Regions from separate parts of the Mus musculus genome. Here region 2 is linked to region 1. A link is a loop called in an ENCODE intact Hi-C map of the cell type or tissue named here. Cell type or tissue: gastrocnemius. All regions are shown on one strand. Each heading gives the region's core, and the rest is flanking DNA. Links, peaks and the distances in the headings are about the cores only.

The links. Peaks named below come from ENCODE experiments on the same cell type or tissue, not always from the same donor. Only the 100,000 strongest peaks of a DNase experiment are listed, where the experiment ranks them.
Region 2: it touches region 1 in a loop (3-fold over the local background); 2 of 42 quality-filtered maps call a loop at or near these places.

Annotation. Positions count from the first base shown.
Region 1 is chr8:71,907,261-71,910,172 of GRCm38, forward strand. It overlaps Zfp882 (zinc finger protein 882), which reads left to right and starts at 1,346. Exons shown (of 3, transcript NM_001166645.1): 1 at 1,346-1,478. The coding sequence starts at 1,476. In gastrocnemius, for the core only: a CTCF peak has its summit at 1,596; a DNase peak (open chromatin) is centred at 1,363; H3K4me3 peaks cover 1,721 bases; H3K27ac peaks cover 1,601 bases.
Region 2 is chr8:72,134,564-72,137,475 of GRCm38, forward strand. Tpm4 (tropomyosin 4) reads left to right here and starts at 725. Exons shown (of 8, transcript NM_001001491.2): 1 at 725-890. The coding sequence starts at 759. In gastrocnemius, for the core only: a CTCF peak has its summit at 1,382; DNase peaks (open chromatin) are centred at 699, 1,230, 1,848 and 2,245; H3K4me3 peaks cover 2,500 bases; H3K27ac peaks cover 2,500 bases.

The DNA of each region.
Region 1 (2,912 bases), core at 103-2,602:
TTTTCAGCATCTAATGAGATCATCATGTGTTTTTTTTTTCTTTGAGTTTTGTTTATATAGTGGATTACATTGATGGATTTTCACATGTTGAACCATCCCTGCATCCCTGGGATGAAGCCTACTTGATCATGGTGAGTTATTGTTTTGATGTGTTCTTGGACTCAGTTTGCAAGAATTTTATTGAGTATTTTTACATCAATATTCATAAGGGAAATTGGTCTAAAGTTCTCTTTCTTGTTGAGTCATTGTGTGGTTTTGGTATCAACATAACTGTGGCTTCATAGAATGAAGTAGGTAGTGTTCCTTCTGTTTCTATTTTGTGGAAGAGAATTGGTATTAGCTCCTCTTTGAAGGTCTGACAGAATTCTGCACTATTTATTCATTCATTCATTCATTCATTCACTCATTTTTATTTTAAACTAGACAGTTCTGGAAATGGCTAACTCTGGAGTGCTTGTTTTCGTTCCAGTTAGGTAAGGATTCTTTATCGTGTCACTGTAATATCCAAAATAAATTCAAGACTACCTAGTACCTTCCCCCTTCAAAAGGACTTTCCAAACTGTACTACCAGGCCAAGTACAGAGCCAGATAAAGAAGCTGGCTGGCTAAACAAATATAGAAACATAGTTTTAACGGTCAAAATGACTAAGCTTACAGCTGCCAGAACAAGATTAACAATGCCCCTGCCCTGCCTTACACTAAAAACCACAAGGACAGACAAAATGAGAGTCACCCTATACAAATCAACCAATGTCCAAAAAGGTTATTGGCTACACCAATTAAAATAAGCCAAACTACCCTGGTGCCTAGATCCGGCCCTTACAAAGGTAATAAAAAGTGTGTTCCTTTGTTCTGGATCTCTCCTCTGGCCTGGTGCTGAGAGGGTGTTCCCCAACATGTTGGACAAGTAAAATCCTCATGCGTTTTGCAACGATGGCGGTCTCTGTGGTCTTTGTAAGGGTCTTTTGACAACATACAACATCACAAGGGGCTCTGTGTATGGGTCAAGAGCACCAGTGGGAAGTTCCTTAACTCCATTTTTCTTTCTGGTGCCAAAGTCGCTAAACTGTACGGTCAGCTCAGGGAGTGCTGTATTGTTCTACCCTGCAGTGTAACATTGACCCTCCCCAAAACAGTTATGAGATAAGTGATCCAATCAAGACTGGGGTCAGGCAAAGCGGAAGAGCATCACCGCCATCTTTCTTTCTGGTGCTACCATAGTTGCGACTCTGTTCTCAGTTGAGTGCCAAACTGTTCAGCTTCAGGTTTCTCATGACCGTCAAACCCAGTATCAGAGTCAGGTCGCTGGAGGCCCGGAGAACAGAGCGGAAGTTCTTCACCCGCCATCTTTCTTCCTGGCAACGCCATTGTCACTGCTCTCTCAGTCCAGTCCGCTGAGGGAGTTTGGGGTCGCTGGACCTCAGGCCGCTCCACCCTGGAGCCGCGTGAGGCTGCTTGAGGTCCGGAGCTCAGCTATGGTGAGCATCGGGGATGCGGGGAATGCAGGCGAGTCCCTCGGTACGGGAACCACGGCAAAGACTGCAGCTGCGCGCGCGACTCCTGGACTGCGCGGCCAGCTGTGTTGGCGGTACGGGAGCCGCGCGGGGGCGATGTGCCGCTGCTTTGTTTTGCCTAGTAGAACCTGATTTCCCAGTCTTTCCGGTCCATGGGAAGCGGATTCTGGAATCCTTGAATGTCTTCTCCATCCAAATGCTTTTGTTGTTGCTGCTTGATTGACAATTGAAATCCCTCGGTTCCCAGGCCCGTCCCCACATTGCCAAACTCACTGGACCGGGCGATCCACAGGTCCCCGTGAGCAACATGGGGGTGCAAGGAGTGTGGCCATCTGTGATGCAGTTGGGCGGTTTGTAGGGATTCAACTTCTTTAATGCTGAGACATGACTTTATTTGAAAGGACTGTTAGAAATAGGGAGAAGGCCCGAGATAAAAAGTGTGAAACGTGTCAAGCGGTGGCTAGAAGAGAAGGGCTTTGCTTGGAGGGATATGTCAACAGTATTAAGGTACGGGTTTGATCGTGCTTAATAGTGTTTTGTCTTTTCTGAGCAGCCAGTCATTTTCAGGCAACAAGTGAACAATTTGTGAATTGGTTTTTCTCTAGGATCAGAGTCTAGTTTCAAACATCATGTAGAAATCCAGCATTAACACCATTATTTTATTGGTGCTTTCTCTGGTATATATTTTTGGCACCTTTGTTGAGAATCAGTTGGCTGAACGTATGGGCTTATTTTTATTTTCTCTTTTCCAATGGACTGTACATCAATATTTATGACACTACTCTGTCGGGTTTTGCTTCGTTCTGTTCTGTTCTGTTCTGTTCTGTTCTGTTCTGTTTATTTTCATTACAGATCTGCACAGTGTGCTCTTTTTTTGCTGAGGATATCTTGGGCTCCCCCCGGGTCTGTTGCACTGTCATAGCAATTTTAAGAACTGTTGCTAGTTGTGTGTAAAATGTGATTATTTAATGGAAATTTCATTGAATCTGAATTACAACTTTGAATTATTTTAGCAATATTGATTCTCCTAATCCATGATCATGGTAGTCTTTTCTAGTGTCGTGTTTAATTTCTTTATTTTTTTTAATTGAAAAAAAATTCACACAATATATTCTGATTACACTTTTCCTCTCCCCAACTCCTCCCCAATCTCTCCACCTCTCTGCCCACCCAACTCCAAATCCTCTCTTTCTTTCTCTTTATTTTTTTCTTCAGTGACCTAAAGCTGCCTTTGTAGAACATTTTCTCATCATCATTTAATTTGGGCATTTTAGTTTATGTGTATAGGCATTATGACTTTCTAACAGTGTATCTCTGAGATAGTTCATTACTTGCTGAGAGAAAATATACTGGCATTGTGTGTTGATTTTGTACCCTTGCTAAATACTTTATAATATA
Region 2 (2,912 bases), core at 259-2,758, 230 kb after region 1:
TAAGGGGTCATGGAAGCAGAGAATGTTGGCTCCCCTGGAACAGGAGCTGGGAATCAACCTGAGTCCTCTGTACAAGACCTTGTCTATATACACTTTTTACTTTCACAAACTTGTGTCCTCTGAATGAGACCTTCTTTATATAAACCTTTTACTTTCTACATTAATGTGGGCGCATGTGTGAGATTAATGGACTCTGGGCATTAGGCTTGGTGGCAAGCACCTCTACCCATGGAGCCATCTCATCAGCTCATAAAGACTTTGTTCATTTGCAGGGCCTTAAACTCCCAGTCCTTCTGCCTCAGCCTCCCAAACTCCGGGCAATGGACCATTAGGCTGACTCATTATCTTCTGTGTCCCCAGGTGAAAGAGCAGCTGACGTAGTTCCAGAAGAAACTGAAATGCGTGGAGGACGAACTGGACAGGCACTCCGAGGACCTGACAGACTTAAAGAAGACTCTAAAGCAGACGGAGAATAAAGGCTCCCAGGTAAGTGCGCGGCCGCTGGGCCAGGCGGGGCGGGCAGTGAGGGAGGACGAGGAGCCCACAGGGCAAAGGCGGCTAGCTGCACCGACGTCAGCCACCCCCTCCCACCCACCCCCCGCCCGGTGCTGACGTCGCGGCCGGCCCGGGTGACCTCATGGGCCTGACAGCAGGGCCGGGGGGCGGGGAGAGGCGGGGGCGGCCCCGGCGTGGCCAAGGCTGGCGGGCCCGGGCGCGGCCGCCCAGCTGTCGCCGGAGCCCAGCAGAACGATTGAGCTATGGCCGGCCTCAACTCACTGGAGGCAGTGAAGCGCAAGATCCAGGCCCTGCAGCAGCAGGCAGACGACGCAGAGGATCGCGCGCAAGGCCTGCAGCGCGAACTGGATGGCGAGCGCGAGCGGCGCGAGAAAGTGAGAGACCAGGACCCGCGCCGTCCGCGACCCCCGCCCGATCCCACTTTTCGTCCCGCGCGCTTCCGGGCCCGCAGTGCTCCCTGGCGCCCTCTTTTCTTCCCAGCTCCGCATGCTTCTAGCTCCCCCTTCCTCCGTCTCCCCTCCGCCTTGATCATCCATACCCTTGGATCCTGGAGCCCCGTACGCTGGCGGGGCAGGAACTGGGAGGTTGCGGGGGGGACAGTCCTGCGCGGGGCACTCCGGAGTAGTGGGGCAAATACCGCGCTCCCATTGTCTGCGGCTGACCAAGGTGGGGGCGGGGGCGGTGCGCGCTTTTGCTTCTTCGCGCCCGAACTTTCCCGGCACGTCCTTAGGGTGCGGCCGCGACACGTCCGCTGAGGGCGGGGTGGGGACAGGAGAATTTGGACGCTGGCCTGCAGGACACCCACCACCACCACCATCACCCTGTGTCCCCCTAGCCCCAGGTAATATCCACTAGGGGGCCTGCCCGACGCCGGAGCGCCCACTGTATGCGCCTTCCCTGAGAGTTCAGGGACCGGGGTGCATGAATAGTTCGGAAAGAGGAAAGGCCTCCGCGCCTCCTCTTCATCCCTGGGTCAAGCCCGGGGCCAGAGATGGGTCTGGGTTCTAAGCCCAGCTCTGGCACCCACAAAGCGTTCGATTCGTGTCTCCCAAAAGTCTGCTACAGGTGGGTAGAAAGAAAAGACTAGGGAGAGGCATTCCAGACGTTTCCGGGGCAAGGAGAGCCCCTTGCCTGAGTAGTAGGGCGGTGTTTGCTAGCGAAGGAGACTCACAGACAAGGGAAGAAGTGTTGTGTGATTGCCCAGGTCTCCTGAAGCCGTAGTGTGGGAACTCAGGGCGGGGACCCTAGAAACTGAAAGGCTAGGTGGAGTTGGCAGTGCAGGTACCGCCTGGACTCCTCCCAAGACTGCCTGGGCGACAGCCTGGCCTGGGTAGAAGCCTTGAATCCCTCAAGGACCGCTCGGGCTGGAGAAAGCCTCAGAACCGGGCGGAAGCTCTGCACAGTAGCTGTTACGGCTTCTCATACGCCCGTCCCACCCTAGACATCTCCAAAATGGCCTCGAGACTCCAGCCAAGCCAGGAATTTGGCGGCCCAAGGGTGGAGTGCGGGGGATGCCTTTTGGAAAACTCTGAGCTGCTTTAAAAGTTCATGTGGGAAAGCATGCTTCTTTTGGTTGTAGAAAGACATCTCAAGTTGATTCCGGGCCAGAAACACCCAGACTAGAAATGGGGTTGGGGTGTGTGTAGCTGATTTCTGGGCTTGTGTCCCAACAGCTGGTTTCATTTAGATTTTTGTGTGATTAACCGACGTCTTCCTGTTGCTTGGCCACAAGTATCTAGCAAGCCTCTTTTACCTTATAAGGGAAACCCTTTGTAGCCGGTGGAAGGCTTTGATTGCAGGAAGGGGCGGAGCTCAAGATGACTTAGGATGTGTGTGTGTGTGTGTGTGTGTGTGTGTGTGAATGAATGCATGGATGTGAACTAGAGCTCTTTCTGTTTTAAACAGTTGAAAATATGCCAAGATCAAAGTGTGCCTCTTCAGTCTAAGTTCTTTTCCTTTTCTTTGAGACAACTCATGAATGTGGAAACTCAATGTGACTGTGAAAGTGATTACTATGTTGGGTGTGGCCTTGAGCCCCCTGCAGCCCAGGCTACTTAGAGGCTGTGGGGTTGTCATTGAATGGTGGGATACTTGCTTAGTATGCACAAAGTCCTGGGTCCCTTCTGCAGGACTGGGTGAACTGGATGAAGTAGAGCCTGCACTTGAGAGATTAAGGCAGGGCAGTCAGAAATTAGGGCCAGACTATGTAGTTAGAGGCCAACTTGGACTTCGTGAAACCATAACAAAAAAAAAAAAAACAAAAAAACAAAACAAAACAAAAAACCAACAACTAAAAGCTCCACCGACTGCAGATGGGCACAAGGTTCTTTTTAGCAAATGGCAAAAGTTAACAAATTAGATAGTGGTCCTGGTTACATAACTTTTGCTAAATATAC